2 separate regions of the Mus musculus genome follow, and region 1 is linked to region 2. Evidence: chromatin loops called from intact Hi-C (ENCODE). Cell type or tissue: left cerebral cortex. All regions are shown on one strand. Links, peaks and the distances in the headings refer to the core of each region. The heading gives the core; the rest is flanking DNA.

Region 1 (8,325 bases), core at 261-8,260, 330 kb before region 2:
ATTAGATCTGCTTTGCATCATGATCTTTGACTTCCCAGCCTTCAGAGTTGTGAGAAATAACATGTCATCTATAAGTCACCCAGGGCTGTGTTGCAGCTTCCAGATGGGACTTGGAGTATTTTAGTATTCCATGGGCTTCCTTACCAGATGTATCTCCATACTCCACCTCTTTAAACAGCTCCAGAACTTGGGGCCATCTTCAGTTCCTGATTTTCCCTGCCCCTGTATTGACTTTGCTACCTACAGTATTCCAAGAAACTTTGTCCCCTTCATGACCACCTCATTCATAATTCATTACAGCTACTTCCTATCTACCTTGGTTACCTTTTACCCACACACCTCTGCTGATGTAATACCCTCAACCTTGAAGAACAAATCCTGAAGTTTTCTATTGCCTTCAGAATAGAACTCTAGTCTTTCTGTGGAGTTTGCAAAACTCTTCCTTATCTTGTCTCCTCTGAAAAATAGACAGTCCTATTTTTCCAGTGTGATTTCACATTATACCACCTGCCCTCAGTGTAATATCTATATTGAGGGTTTTGCAGAATTTCTGATTAAAATGTCCTTGATTACCAAGTGGTGGAATGCAGTAGATCCAGAAACAAAATTAACTTGGACTGTCTTTAGTTTCCTTAATAGCCATTTATGCCCATGTTCATATGTGATCTAACATTCCCTTTTGCTATCAGGTGACATCTTTGGAATGTATTTACTTAGCAGAATACCAGAATCCACTAAAGCTAAGAAAGCCATAACATCTGGAATATATAGGCAGAGACTTCTCTGCTGAGATGTAGCCTGTCTAGCTCACGTCTTCAACAATGTTTGAAAGTGGATTTATTTGACTTTATTTTGTCCTGTGACAATGAAAAGGTTATACCATCTCATCCTTGGTGGAACACATCATTTTACTGTAGTTTGAGTTACTGTTCCCAGGCCACAATTACTTATATTTGGATAGCAATAAAGTATCCCTTATTTTTTTCTTGAATGGAGGCTGTGTTTTACACTGACAGCTGTCACAGCCTGTCTCCACTATCATCTTTGCTTTCACTATATCTGCCTACAAATTGTATCTATCCTACAACTCCAGGTAAGTGAAAACATTAAGTTCACATCCTTCCTTCCATCCTCCCTTCCTTTTCTTTTCTTTCTCTCCTTCTTTGCTCTGTCTGTTCTTTGTTTGGAGCATAGTCCTCTTTCTTAGCTGGATTTGATCCTATTGATTCCTTAGGGCTTGTCTTGAGCTTTCTTTCTAATGAGCAACACTTCCTGGTTAGCCAGGTTGAGAGGAGCACTCAGCGCCTCTAATTTGGCTAGGCCCCATTTCTGATTTGATTGGATCTTTCTCTACATTTGCTCTTTTTGAGGGTGGGAGCCATACTTCTCGTCTCAGGTACTATGGGTTTGTAGTCATATGCACAACAAATGTCTAGAGCAGTGTCAGCTGGCTTGTAGAAGCACTTCGATGAGTAATCAAGATCAAGATTTGTTCTCCAGAAGTGAGACACAGAAGATATGAAAGACCTCCCTTCTTGCAGAAGGGAGTGTAACATGGTGTAGAAGAGGACCAAAGTTCCTAAAGGGTAGAACTAGCATGTGACTCAGGAATTATAGTCTATGTCCAATATCTATCCACAAAGCTTCTAGAAGACTGTTCACAGAAGTACTTCATGTAAGTGGACTCACAAAACATTATGCTAAGTGGGTCAGATCAGGCACAAAAGGTCACACTTTGTATGTAATTAGACATATCTTGAGGAAGTGGATTAATGTTGCCTAGGGCAGGTGTGATGTGTGAAGAGATGGAGGAAGGGAATAACTGCTGAGGAGCATGGAATCTCCTTTGACAGCTGGAAAGAATAAAGTTGATGTGGTGATGGGTGCTTACATGTAAGCATGTTAAACATTTAAAGATAAAATTACCAATTACTTTGTGGGGTTTCTGAGGTGAGATTCTGATGACCGATACACAGTGATCTGAAACTAGAGTGGTGGCAGTAGGGATAAACGGTCATTTTGTTGGGTCAGATGTTTCGATGGAAACCCAAAGGCATTAAAATTTCAAGCACAAAGAGAAAAGATAAGGTGACACATAGATATTGACTATCAGTTTATGAAATGCTTATTGAATGTATTTCCACTTTCTTGACTACTAGACTAGATGTAAAGGAGAAATGGGAAACAGCTTGCTGAGTATACAAAGAAGTGGTCCTTGACTTGGTGCTCAACTGGAAATTAAAAAAGTATATGTGTGTAAGGAAGCATCAAATTTCTATAAGAGAAATACAACTTATTTGTGCAAAGAATGGGCAGGATGGAAAAGGTCAGAAGAGGTGACCTGCTCAGTATTAGTTGTTCACTAAGGACTTCAAGTTGCCCAGCTCAGTGAAGGCATGTCAAGATCCTGTTGATACTTCCCACTCAGTACAGAGATTAAAGATAGTTCAGTCAATTTTGTTCAGTGGAAGGAAGAGAAAAGCAATTCCCAATAATGCTCTCTGTGTGAAGATTAGAAGTTGTCCACAGACTCACATTCAAACGATCAGGGCACTAGGCAGTAAAATATCTTGGATATATTTGGTTCATTCCCAGATTGTTACCACTTGACTAGTTCCAAGTAAATGGTATACGTTCAATAAAAATTAAGTGAATGTTGTCTAAACCATCTGAGAAGTGTGCTACCTGTTGACCATTTCTATGTAACAGTCACGACAGTCTACACAATTACTCTCCCCTTCAAACAAAAACCTACCAAGTGTATGGCATATTCCCTTCAGGAAAAGATGTTGACTGACAGCTTTGCTGTAAGGATGTGGAACAGCTAAAAAACAACTGTTTTTAGTGGAATATGAACGAACTGCTATGAGAGAGTTGATTACAAGTGCTACAGTCCTAGCGCTGAAGATCTTTAAAATCCAGTGGTTTAGAGAAGCTTTCAGCTTGGGCACGTTCAGGAACTTGAGAGTTCCGCTAAGCCGATAGGTCCAGACATCACGTCAAACATTTCTTGAGCATGTCATAGTGCCGGGTGCTTTATTCAGTTCTCACATTTTGGTTGTTTGTAAGAGGCAAAGGCTCTTCTCGTGGTAGATTCGAGTTCTGGACAGAAGAAAAATTCAGATTTGGTAGGTGGTTTTATGGGCCTGTCACTAAGAGAGATTGAGAACCTTTACTAGGAGGTAGATCTTGAGAAAGGTCAGGAAAAGCGTTAAGTCGAAGCCAATCTATAGCAGAGTCAATTACCTGAGAATCACTCAACTAGGAGGTTCTTCTTGTGGCCTAGCCAGCTGAATCTCTGTTAGGAGGAATATCTGTTGAATAGTTTGTTTTGGCTCAGGACAAAAGATAAAGACATGATGTAGTTTTTGAGGATGGTCAGGCCAGTGTATATCAGGTCAATCCACTTCACAGGTCAGGTCTCTCTTCAGATGAGGCTCAGCTGGCCTCCTCTTGGGGGGTCATGTGATGCGCCCGCGGATGCCTGGAGCGCCGCGCGCAGGCCTGGGCGGGCCTAGGTAGAAATCAACTTCCGGTGAGGATGTCCTGGACGCCGGGTGGTGTGTGGGCTGCCCGAACGTGGGTTCCTGGGCCAGCAGTCACCGGGAGGGGGGTGGTTGCGTAGCCGGTGTCCCGGAGCCAGTGTCTGAGAGCCGGGTGTGACGCGCAACAGCGCGGGGAGCACTGCGGTGGGCGCAGGTAATCGGGTGCTCGCCGTCTGGGTCCGGGTCTCGGCCGCGGGTGGGAACGTGACCAAGTTACTGCGAGTCGCGAGGCCGCGGCCGGGCGACTCACGGGACCTGGGTCAGGGAGACACCTCGCTCCCGCCCTCGCCCGCGGGGCCCTGCACTTGGGTAGTCCCGAGTGGAGAGCCATAGTAAGTCCGCTTGTTGTCCGCGCTGTAGTTGCCCCGGCGGAACGGAAGTGTTGACCCTGATGCGGTTCCCGTCGGTGCCGAGCGGCGCACCCCTTCCGGTCTCAGACCTTGGGAAAGCGCGCACTGTGCACTCGGAGTTCTGGAGAGCTGATCGCTGGACACACCCTCAGTGGCGTCTCGGGTTCTCACCCCAGGCGAGCATCGTGCGGAGCGCTTGGCCTCTGTCTGTTACACACCTTTCCCCGCCCCCCCAGGATGCCGCGTCTGCGCGGCTGCCTCCGCAGGAGGGAGCTTTGCACAAGAGTTGTCAGCTGCTCTGACAGCTCTGGGATGGTGAGGCCGCCGTGATCTTGGCCCTCCGCTCTGGGGAAGTGAAGGCTTTGGGCTCAGCTTAGGTCCCTCAGAGGCCGCCCACGAATTCCGACTTATCCCTCCACTGTGCAGACATTGACACGTCTTCGCCCCTAGTTTTAAACTTCCCGGCTCTGTGGAAGGCTATGGAACATGTTTGCATGCTGCGTGGTTGAGGGATTGCCATCTTGTCACAGGGTGGGTCAGCTGTCACCTCAGGATTTAAGACAAAAGCCTGCAGAGTACTCACAGTTTCCTGGGCGACAGAAACCGAGGAGAAGTGCACTTGTAGTCATCTTAGCCACACCTTGTGTTGCTTTTGGGGTTGTTTGAACCTCACCTGTTGGGATAAATGGCTCAGGAAGATGCTAGGTCCGCTGCACCTTGGTGCCACTATGTGGTGTGTTAATGTGTGAAGAATTGCCTGGTGAGAGGTGAGGAAGTTTGGTGTCTCCTAGGATGTCTAGAGATGTTTCAGTGGGCTGGGAACTGTGAACTGGTTGCCTAGCAACACCATACTCCAAATTGGAAAAAAACATAAAACAAAATGAGAAAGTCCAGGATTTTTGAGTTTTTAAGAAAAATATTAATCATCATAATACTTCACAGAAAAAGAAAACTTTAGGAAATCACCTAGAGAAGCATCCATTGTTTGTTCTCTCTCTCTCTCTCTCTCTCTCTCTCTCTCTGGGGTGTGTGTGTGTGTGAGAGAGAAAGAGCCTGTCATCAATTGGGACATTTTATTGAACACCCAGGTACTATCAGATTTGTAAAGAATATAGGATTTTTATTAATAAAGGAAACTTTGAAGGGAATCTCTCTCTATGACACAAGCCAAGTGGGAATCAATTAAGGTGGGTGAGATCTTTCTATTAATGAAAAAGGAGGAAAAATGTTTAAGTTCTAAGGATCACAATCACAGTGCCCTGCTGGCTACTGTTTCCGTATAACTTACCATTAAGTGTTGTCTTTCCTGTAGGATGTAAACGTTTGAAAGGCCACTCTGTATTAATGTGCATGTTAACTTGGTACAGTTTAGGGTTCGGGTTCTGGTTGTCTCCTTTCTTCAGTTTCCAATAACTTGGGTTTAGTTTATTTGAACTAGAGTTGATGTACCTTTTCTTGAAGGACATTTCTTAGAGTTTAGTTCAGGGTAAACTAATTCAGTATGTCTTCGTGTGCACTCACTCTTACAAGTGTGCCTGGTCATATAACATCACCACGGTTTGCTCATTGGGATCCCCCAGGATGGCTACAGATTCATCCTCTGTTGGGTTTTTCCTCTCTGGAGTCATGTAAGTGGAAAGATGAAGCACAGTCCCTTGTTCGTACTTTTTCCCCCCAGAATGCTTTTCTAGCCCTTTTGGTGTCTCCGTAAAAAGGGGACATGGTACTTCTGTCTGTGAGTAGGCCACAGTGTAGTCACTCACTCACTAGTTGGTGGACATTTAGGAGTTTCTGAGTTTTGTGTTTTGGGATGAAGCTGTTAGTAAAAATGCATTTTGGGGGGACAGTCATATTTAAGTCTTTAGAGAGAAAAGTTCTCATTTTCTTTGGTTCAGTGTTGAGAAGCAGGGTGCTGGACCAGGTGGCAGCTGCATGGGTAACGTTTTAGCTCTGCTGTTTACCCTGGTGGCTGCTGTGTGCTGCAGTCCTGCCAGTGAGATGCATGGTTCATGTTGCCATGTGTCAGTTAGGCATTTTAGCTCCTGCTTTAGCTACTTCCGAAGGAGTTTCCTCATGAGTCATTGAGTTTTCGTTTTTTAAATTTGAGGTTCTCAAATAGCCCACTCTGCCTTCAACTGGCTCCGTAGTTGAAGCTAGCCTTGAACTCCTGATCATCCTGCTGTCACCTCCTGAGGCTGGGATTACAGCTGTGTGCCTCCATGCCGGGATCTCACAGATGATTTTGAGATTCTAGTTAACTAACTTGTAAGACATTTTCCTGTGCTGTTGTTGCTGTTTGTATGTTCTTTCAAGAGGCATCCCTCCAAAGTGTTTTGTGAGTTTTTAATTGTCTAATTAAAAAAATCCTATACAATCTGGGCACAAACTTTAGTTTTACATATACATGTGTGTGTGTGTGTGTGTGTGTGTGTGTGTGTGTGTGTGTATAATGTGTATGTATGTCCACAAGTGTTTTCTTTGAGTCTGCCACTTGCTTCTTTTCCTGACACGTGAAATGTGTGAGTGAAATTTCAGTTTTGATGAAATCCATTGGATCAGTTCTTTTTCCTTTTTTTAAAAAATTAATTTGTACACTGTCCAAGGTTGCAAAGAATTTCTGTTTTTCTCTAGACCTTTTCTAGTTTTAGATATTGTGTTTAGGATATGCTGTCAGTTACTCTTCCTTTATAATGTAAGGTGTAGGCTGTGGCTTTCTTTGAGCCTTTCCTTTACAGATGCATGAATTTGGCTGCATCTGAGGGAAACTTTCTTACTGTCCTTGAGCAGGATTCTTGTTGGCACTTTGTGAGAAGGCAATTCACTGTGTACGTGTGGCTCTGTCTCTTTCTGGCATTCTCTTCTGTTTCATCATTCTGTGCATCTCTAGTTTTATAGAATGTCTTAAAGTCAGAAGGCTTCATTCTCTAGCTTGGTTACTTTTCAAATTGTTTCAAATGTTGTAGCTTCTTTTCTTCCTGTATAACTCTTAGAGGCAGCCTGCTTTCTCTATTGTAGGGGTTTGGTTAGGAGTGCGTTGAAGTTATACATCCCTTTGGGGTGGCTGGCATCTTAGGTGTCTTTAATCTGCTAGGTGATTCTGTTTATGCAGGATTTAGGTTTCTCTTAATGTTTTTCACTTTCAGCGTAAAAATCTTATTTCTGTTTTGTTTCATTTGTATGTGTGTTCATTTGCTGCTACTGTAAATGATATCCACACACATGTACATTTCTAATTATTGCTACTGTTATAACTATTGAGGTTTACATGCTCTTGAACCCTACAGTGTTGTTCAACTCACTTGTTAGTACATGTGACCTTTATGGACTCCTTGTGATTGTCTACGTATGCACGTATCCATCCACAGAGGCTGTTTAATTTTGTATTTCCCAACTGTTTGCATTTTATTATCTCATTGCACTGCTAAGAGTTCTAGTTATGCTGAATAAGAAGTCTCAGAAGACATTCGTGACTGGTAATTTTCTTTAAAGAAAACATGTAGTCTATTTTTTCTTTTATCATTTTGATCAGATTGAGGAAATTATCTTTGACTCCTCGTTTGTTTAGAACTTTTACAATTCAATCATAAACAGTTGTTGTATTGCTTCGTCTCTTTGTAGAAATCATTGTTAGTTATGGTAAAAAATTACCCTACTGTTATTCTGAGAAGGCTGCTGCTTACATTTTGGTGCTCTCCATATTGTTTTTCATTGTGAAGATTATTAAGCAAAATTATAAATACTTTATATTTTAATCCCTTTTTTTGAAGTCTTGCATTTTGAGTAATTTAATTTACTAGGGCGATTTTGTACCTTGTTTGCAATGTCATTCTTTACACACGTTTCATTGTCAGTACAGTTATAAATCATTGTTATTCTCTCATTATAAATCACTGTCACTAAGTTATAAATCATTGTCGGTACTATTATAAATTACTCCACTGGAAATAACTTGAAGTCTGTCTTCCCTCTTTATTAAAATGAAATTTCCTTGAGTTCTTTGAGAGTGGGTCTATAAAAATGTTCAAGTTGCCAGTTTTGATGGTGTTCTCTAGTAAATCCAGGGTGTGTCTTTTTGCTGATTGCTTCCCTTCCCGTCTATCTGTATACACTGTACTCTTTGTTGATCATTGTTTGTCTCAGCTTTTTTTTTTTTTTGAAACTGGACATATAAAAATATATTATGTGTTCTCTCTGAGTGTTTGCTCATTTCTCTTCCTTGGAATTTGGTCTTGTTGCTGTTTGTTTGCATAATAATCTTGTTCTTGATATACCATGGAAGCTCTGTGTCCTCATGTGCAGCCACTGAAGTCTGTTTAGATTACGAGCCACACACAATCATTTCCATTGAGGTGTAGAGCTAATGCATCTAGCCTCTGCCAAGGATCCCTGAGTGATGGTGCAGGGTAGTAATGCTCATGTGAGCAGACTGT
Region 2 (8,325 bases), core at 287-8,286:
ACTTGGTGAGTGACATGGGAGGAAAACCTGATGCACAGTGTAAATTCAAAGCCAGTCTGATAACATTTGGAGACTCACAGGGAATAGACCATGATTACTAAAACATGGTCACTTGAAAGCTTAAAAGTCAAATAGTGTCCAGAAACCATCAGTACCTAGAAGCTTTCTGGGGGCCTCCATGTCCACAGGTGCATTGTTTTGGTGTGACAGTAAACCACCCTGCCACAGAGACTCCATTGTCAAGATGCCTCACCTTTCCTGCTCCTCTCCTACGGCTCCTTCCACTTGGGATTTGTACTGTGGGAATCTGCTTCCTTTTTCATCAGTTCTGAACTTACTCAATTCAACAGAAAAGTGAAGGCCATCAGTGTGCAACTGAAACTTTTTGTCATCTAAAAGCTTTCTCAACCCACTAGGTTGACAGAGTTTTCATTCTTTGACTTCTCACACTCATTCCTAAGTTTGACATTAGCTGAAAGAGACAATGAGTTGTGTTGCACCAATTAAAGTTGCCCTAACTTCTATCAATTGTGTACTTGATTCTATATACATGGGACAAGGACTCTTCCTCTCTGATCATCAAAGGCAGTTACACAAAAGGAGAGTGCAAAAATTGACTCTTGTTCCTTATCATTTGCAGACAGTGAGATAAATGGAATAAAATGTTCCTTCTTTCCTGTCTCTGATACTCTGTGTTTTTATAACTGCAAGAGTTACCTGTCTAAAGTGTTTGACATTTATTACTTAACAAACAGTAAGAAAGCAGACATCTGTGTCTATAGATGGGGGCTGTGTCTCCATCAGTTATAGACAGTTACCTGGAGCTATGAAATGAGGAGTGTGTGAGCTACTGGAAGTGAGCAGAGCCCACATTGCCTTAATCTCTCTCAGGATAGGACTTGTCGGAGACCTGCTTGCCTGCCACCTTTAACCTCACTGCACCCATATACTTGATTTGGGAGAACTCAAAGGGAGGAAAACATGGATGTAGAAGTATCTTCCTCATAAGCAGAAGTGTTTTTATTTTATGAAGACATAAAATAAATGTATACATTAGGATTTCACACTTGGTTCCTGGGATACCAGCAGCATCTCCATACTGGATGGCTTAAATGACAGGCGCACTCTGTCTCGATGCTCAGACTGGGAGTCACCGTGTTTGATTCCTTGTGAGAGCATGAAATTGACCAATCCACACACATCTTCATCTTTGGTTGTGTCTGGAATTGTAAGTTGGGATTGGCACTGGGTTCTTAATGTTATCTTCCTCTGAACCTGTGTGTGTCAGTGTTGACATTTTTCCTTTCTAAGAACACCACCATATTGGATTGGGCCCCATCCCAACAATCTCATTAACTTAGGCACCTCTTTAAAGACTCTGTGTCTATATTAGGACCTATTCTGAGGTACTGGGGATACCAATGTACCTGGTTCTGGACAATAGTTCACCCCATAATAGTCACTAACAAGAAAATGACGAACAGACTTAGAAGTAAAACAAACAAATCTTCATTCTTTCAACAACTGACTCCATCTGCCCTTCAGCTAGTGACATCTGACATCAGTAAGAACTGTGTGTTTGGTGTCTTTTCCCACTTCCAGAAAGTCTGAATAAATTTTGAGGTGAACAGGTGGATCTGGGTCCTTCAGAGAAGCTCTGGGGCAAGGACTCTACATTGTAGCCCAAGATCTGATCTGTTTGGCAGGCACTGGTTGTACCTGTCTGAACTGGCTCACAACAGCACCTCAGACCCCACAAGCATGAGGACCTTGCCTCCACTTTATTCTGGGAAGTCGCCTAGCAGCAGACAGAATAATCTTGAGCCATAGCTGACTGTTGTGTGTTTAATGATATCATGGTCAGGTTTGCAATATGCATGCTGTGTTATATACTCACAGATTTCGAATTGGGCCCACGAGGTGGCTTAAAGGGTAAAAGGTCCTTTCCACCAAGCTTGGTGACTTGAGTTTGTTTCCAGAATCCATATGGGAGAAGGAGGGAGGGGACTCCTGTACAATATCCTCTGACTTCCACGTGTGTGTCAACATATACACACTAAGTAAATAAATTTAATTAGAAATATAAAAATTGAAATAATTCATGATTGTGGCAGAGAAGACAAGCCATCATGAACGTTAGAAAGAAGGAATCTATTCTTAGTACTGCCCAGCCCTGTCTGATCTGCCCTCCACTCCACTACAAAGTAGAGCAAGACGTTCCTAGTGTCCTTTTCATTCTAAATACGCTAAGCCACACTCGTGTCAGAGTGCTTGTAAATCCCATAAATCCCACACAGTTGAGATAAGCTATCTGACAAATGCTAGGTCTGTGTTTTGATTTTAAGTTGACTTCAAACTTTCATTCACTTGAACTCTTCCGTTTGAACAAGGGCAGCACTTGAGCCACACCCCGGAGAGCCAGCTGCAGTGGAAAATAGTCTCCAGGGTTTGGGGTTGGAAGCAAGGAAGAAGAGCAGACAGGGAAGTCTGGCCATTCCTTTTATGTATGTTCGTTCTTCTCCCCAGTCAGTGCAGAATTGCAAAGGAAGTTTCCCCTGAAGGAAACTCCCAGGAATCAAAAACAGTGGGTTTGGATGGCTTTCCCAAAATAGTGGGCTTTTGGAATTCATATCAGGCAAATCAATACTAAACTCACTTAGAATCAGACAAACAAACTGATGATTATTTTATGTCTTGGGCCCTGAGCAAATATACTTCCAGCATTTCTAGTACCTATTAACATTTACAAAGGTCTTTCTAGTGAGAGACAAGTCTCTGGGGAATTGTCCATGGGGAGCTAGCTCATGCCATTTCACACTTAGCATAAAGCAGACCTAACGTCTAAGTTCTGCTGTTGAAACTCCCCTTGTTATCAGAATTCTTCCTCTCCTCTCTCCTCTTTCTCTTTCCCCTCTCTCCCTCCCTTTCCCTGCTCTTCCCTTTCTCCCTCTCCCTCTCCTTTTCCCTTCCTGCCCCTTTCTTTGCCTCTTGATGACTTTAGTTTGTTATAAAAGAATAAAGGAAGTCAGGGATAACCCTTAATCCACATTGTGATTAGCCTGCCAGCAAAATTAGCTCAGGTACCCACTGGCTCAGAATAGGGTCCTTTACTCAAGATGACAACTATCATTAGCCCCAGACAAAAGAAGCACCAGACAGTCCACTTGAGACATGTTTCCAGTGATACTAACTGTTCAATTCCCTGCCTCTTTTATCCTGTGAACAAGGAAGACACTGTCTTCATCTGGAAGCTATCTCAGTCTGAAATCAGCCAGTTCACCTTAGTAATAGATTTTCTCGCAGAGCAATTTCTTACTCACTGGATGGAGGATTAGACCTAAAAATCCTATCATCTTTGAACTGACACAGCACCACACAGAGCAACCTTAAATATGACTCTCTGCTGGTATTCATCTCCCTAACCCAGGTGTCTATGTAGCAGGACTTGTATCAGGTTCTGACAGCCAAAGGTGAATTTATCCCCGAGAACCTTATATTTCATAGAGAAAGATTATAGCTCAGTGAGAATGATGTAGATAGACAGACAGATGAGGAATAGACATCTGGATGATAGACAAGTGAGATATAATAGATCTACCAGTAAAAAATAATTGTAACTCAGTGAAACTAGGATAGATAGATAGATAGATAGATAGATAGATAGATAGTAGATAGACAGACGTATGATTGACAGGTGATGATTGATAGATGCTAGATAGATAATAGACAGATTATGGATAGATTATAGGTAGGTAGAAGATAAATAGGTGATAGATGGACTGATAGATAGATGATAGGTAGATAGTTGATAAGTAGGTGACAGATTGATAGTAGATAGATGATAGATAAATAGATAGATAGATAGATAGATAGATAGATAGATAGATAGATAGATAGATAGATAGATAGATAGATGTACGTTCTTAGATGAAAGGTATGACATGTTGGCTGGAGGAAGATTTGTTCCAGGTTCATGTCCTGGGCTGGCTGGTGAGGGAAAGTCATACCTGCTCTAGGCTTTGAGGATTGGGGAAGAAGGAAGGTTCTGTAAGAAGGAAGAGAGTGTGAGAGAAGCAGATTGGGTGTGGCAATGCAATGGAGGGGGGCCCTTCTGTGGCCTTTTACCTGGAGACAAACTGAAAGCAGTGTGGCAGGTCTTGAATCTTCCACCAGAATGGGAAGCACCTCTCTGTTCCAGCAGCTCAGCAGCTACCCCTACTGGCAAGGCAAAGGCAAAGTTGCTCTCTGGGGTGTTGAATGGAGTTTCTGTCTGCTTTTATCTGGAGCTAAGCGTGCATCTCCTGGATTGCCAGGTCTATTCCAGCCTTGTCCTGCCTTTCCCCTAGCTAGTTAATGGGAAAAGTACATGATATACCACTGCTCACCTTTCTTACTGCTGTGACCAAATACACAACAAGAAGCAACTTAAAAGAAGAGGGTTTTTTTTTTGTGATCATGGTTTAATGATAGAGCCCATCATGATAGGGAAGGCATGGCTTTTGGAGCATGAATTAGCTACTCACGTGGTATCTAGGAAAGAGTGGTGAAGGCTACAGCTCATTCAGCTTTCTAATTTTTCTCATTTTTATTCAGTGCAAGATTCCAACCTCAGGGATGGTGCCATCTACACTCAGAACAGGTCTTCCTCCTCAATGAAACCCCCATGGAAAGACCCTACACACACTAAAACATGTGCCTCCTAGGTAATCCCAAATCCATTCAGGCTGACAATAAAGATCCACCTTCCCAGTGTCCAATGGCGTGTTTGTGGTCTAGTGTGGTACTTGGAAAACTAGGGATTTATGGTTGAAACTGTCTTTGTCAATATAGAGAGCTATGTTTGGAACCTCTGTGGAAATGGCTAAGGCTGCTCAACAATTCTGGGTTCTTCTCAGTTGATCCCATATGCTTTATCAACTTGTAAGCTACTGTGGAACAGAGACACCTCACACAGAATGTACTCAACTCTAATTAATCTTCATTATCTGTAGTTTTCATTCTAGAAAAATTACTGTGTGGCAGGACCTTCTTTCCCCATTTCAATGACTGATTCATTCATTTTTGTGACTGCTTTTATTTACTTATACACCATATATCTTATGTTTGTTTGTTTGTTTTATTAGAGGAATTCTTGCTTTGCAGCTTTATTGACAACCTTGTAGCTGAGGCTGGCCTCAAATCTGCAGCAATCCTCATGCCTCTGGCTCCTAGGTACCAGGATGCTATGAGCCACCCCACCTAGATTATTGAGCCTTTGACACCAGTTATGTGCTGAATATTTCCACAAACACATTACCAAGAGGGGGAGGTTTTATTTTCAGAACTGCAGATGTGTATAAGAATTCTCATGTTTCCCCCAACATCCTATCGACTCAGTTTTTCAGTATTTTCCGGAGGAAAGTTCTGTTTCATTCCTCCACAGAAGTTTTGTCTTACTGGGTGATAAAATGCCTGACTGTCCAAGTTTAAGGTGACGGCAGCAAGCTAATATAGGAAATGTTTCACCTTGGAGATTCAGTGGAAAATGCATGTGGTGAGGAAAAGGAACCTGGGTAGCATGGGTTTGGCCTTTCTGACAAATCCAAGGTTTGATATCAATCACGATTCTCCAGCACCCACGTGGTGGCTCAAAATCATCTGTAACTTTTCTTCTGATTTCCAAGGGCCAAAAGACTCCAGGAAACTGTAGCTTGCATAAAAGGCCCATCTTCTGGCTTTGACATTTCCTAGTGCTTGAGGTAACGATTCCTGTGGCGACAGTTGTGCAAGCGTCCATCCCAGCACATGTGAGAGATGACATGGAGGAGTGGAAACAGGGGCTGAGGACCTTCGCTGCTTTGCTCAGAGAGGTCAGTCAGCCTTTAGAGTCTGCAACTGTGTTACTCATTGTGATGGGCAGCCTTCACCTCTTCTGGACTCCCACACAAGCCCAGAGAGCAGGAAACGGCAGTGGTTTCCTGTGGTCAGGTGAAGTAGATCGTTAGCTTGTCGTAAGTAGTGTATTGGTGACTAGACTATGTATTTTGTTCCTTTTATTATGCATCTTTCCTTCTCTACTCTCTTGTTGAAGCACTTAGGTAAAGTAGACCTCTTAGGTATCCAAAGCTGGGTACCTTCCTCTGTGCATCTTGCGATAGGCCTCAGTTTATGATAAGTACCAATATCACTAAAGAAAACAAGGATGGAATGCAGACTAGCCGCTAGGTCAATACTCATGCCATTTACTTGCACAAGACGGTGCCCTCATCTTTCTGAATTGATGCAAGAAAGCAGAGACATTTGCTGACGGCCTGCACTCCCAGCTGGCTAAATGGAAGAAGAGCCTGAGCTGAGACTGGATGGAGTTGGACAGAAGGAGAGAGGAAGAGAGAGGCCAGTGCTGTTGTTGGGTGTGGTTATGCTTGTTAGTGAAGGACCCCTTGGGAGGAGAGTGGGAAGGGACTGGAAAATTGTACTGCCAAGAATAATGGGCACTTTGTGAGACATCTGAATTATGTGAATGGATGTCTCTTCCCATTGCTGTCTACATCTGTGTAGTACTGTATCTTGCACATAAAGAAATGCCTTCAAATGGCACTAGAAAAGGGTATTGAGACTTGTTAGACAGATGTGGGATTGGTTTTCAGCTCTACCACCCACTAGCTTTGCATCAGGAGCAAGGTATTTGATATTAAGCCCCAGTCTCTACACATAACCCATGGGGAGAACAGAGGACTCTCTAGAGTCCTCTGAGAAGGCAAATGAGAAACCTTTCTTGGTGCCTAACAAGAGAGCAGACATCCAAACATTGTTAGCTGCCTTTGTTTTCCCTTAATAACTACAAAAACTAGCCCCTAGCAAACCACATCTGGGAGGATAAGAACTTCTAAAAACCAGAATAATTTCAAGAATGACCCCTCTTAGTTCTTAGTCTCTCTCTCTCTCTCTCTCTCTCTCTCTCTCTCTCTCTCTCTCTCTCTCTCCCTCCCTCCCTCCCCCCCTCTCTCTCCCACCCTCCCTCCCTCCCTCTCTCCTCTCTCCCAACTCTCCATCCTCTTGCTTCCTCCCTCCTTCCTGCCCTTTCTTCCAAACCCCAAAGTTCCAAAATAAAATACACTGGGTAAAGTTTCTGTAGTTTGGAATTTTACAGTGCCTGCATGCCAGAGCTTCACATAAAGTGCCTGGATTTTGCTCTTGGGGAATCAGTGTCTCTAAGTTGCAAGTAAAATGTGAAGAGTTTTCTTCTCCTGGAGCCATGGAAGGATGGCTGATGTGGGATGCCAGACAGATAATTGGACTGCACAGACAATAGCTATTATTACAATTGCAAACCCATGATGACTGGCAGTTGCTGAGCCACTCCATACCCTCTAGGAAGATATTGACAGCATCACTTCTAAGCTGAACATCTTCAGGAGCAAACAAGGGGACAATGACTTCATCCCCAAAGTAAAGAAAATGGTTTGCTTGCTTTAATTTAGCCCTACTTAACCTTCTTGGCTAACCCATAACACAACCCATTCTACAATGTGGAAGTGCCCTCCCCATTTCTTTAAGGGTAAAAGAAAAAAATGGCCAACCAGTGGAGCAAAACCTGGCCCCTGATGTTTGCAGGTGTATTTTTCTTGGGAAGTGAGATCGCTAGAGAAACAAAAGATTTGGTTTGCTTGGCTTGGCAAGTGAAAAATGCAATCTTAGGGGAAGACTTTATTTAGAAACTTTATTTTTCCCTGCTAACTTGAATAGTTTATGGAGGGGGAAAGAAGTATAAATGGTTCATAAGTTCGCAATTGTTTTTGTTTTAAAAACAGAACACAGAGTCCCCACCCAAGCAGATTCCACTATAGATTTATTCTGTCCCCAACAAAGCTTCACAAAGAGAAGGTTGGGCCAGTTACTGCTAAATGTGGGAGTGTCCCTCGCCTGCCTCCTTGGTCACTCCTCTCATTCAGATTTTCAGGGGCTGCTCTCTGGGTTGTCTCCTGGCTGTCTTTATACATGACCACTGTTCCTTTTCAATATACTTTTCTAGAAATCTCCATGTCATTGAGTTTTGTTTTTCCCTCCGTTCTTTTGCTTCTTTTCTTTCTCTTCACAAAAAACATTTGTATTGACTCTTTGGGAATTTCACCTCATACACCCTGATCACACTCACTTCCAAGTCTTTCCATTTCTGCCTCCCTACCATTCTGAGGCTCCCCCCCCCCCCAGACAAGTCCAATTTGTGCTATTTGTATACTTACTAGAACACCCCCTGAAGAAAACGGAATCTTTAACCATTTGCACCCCTGGCAGAAGCCATCAACTGTGGAGAGTTACACTTCAGCATCCCTATCACAATTATTA

The links. A loop is a pair of places that touch in the nucleus more often than their neighbours do. Peaks named below come from ENCODE experiments on the same cell type or tissue, not always from the same donor. Only the 100,000 strongest peaks of a DNase experiment are listed, where the experiment ranks them.
Region 1: it touches region 2 in a loop (2.2-fold over the local background); 5 of 42 quality-filtered maps call a loop at or near these places.

What each region holds. Positions count from the first base shown.
Region 1 is chr6:147,472,361-147,480,685 of GRCm38, forward strand. Ccdc91 (coiled-coil domain containing 91) reads left to right here and starts at 3,511. Exons shown (of 13, transcript NM_025911.2): 1 at 3,511-3,699. It overlaps Gm6288 (a long non-coding RNA gene), which reads right to left and starts at 3,459. Exons shown (of 4, transcript XR_869623.3): 1 at 2,756-3,459. In left cerebral cortex, for the core only: a CTCF peak has its summit at 4,122; DNase peaks (open chromatin) are centred at 3,570, 3,936 and 4,662; H3K4me3 peaks cover 1,605 bases; H3K27ac peaks cover 1,356 bases.
Region 2 is chr6:147,806,711-147,815,035 of GRCm38, forward strand. No RefSeq gene overlaps it. Among named protein-coding and RNA genes, the nearest start is that of Gm15762, 90 kb to the left of the region's middle. In left cerebral cortex, for the core only: a CTCF peak has its summit at 4,207 (motif pointing left); a DNase peak (open chromatin) is centred at 4,218.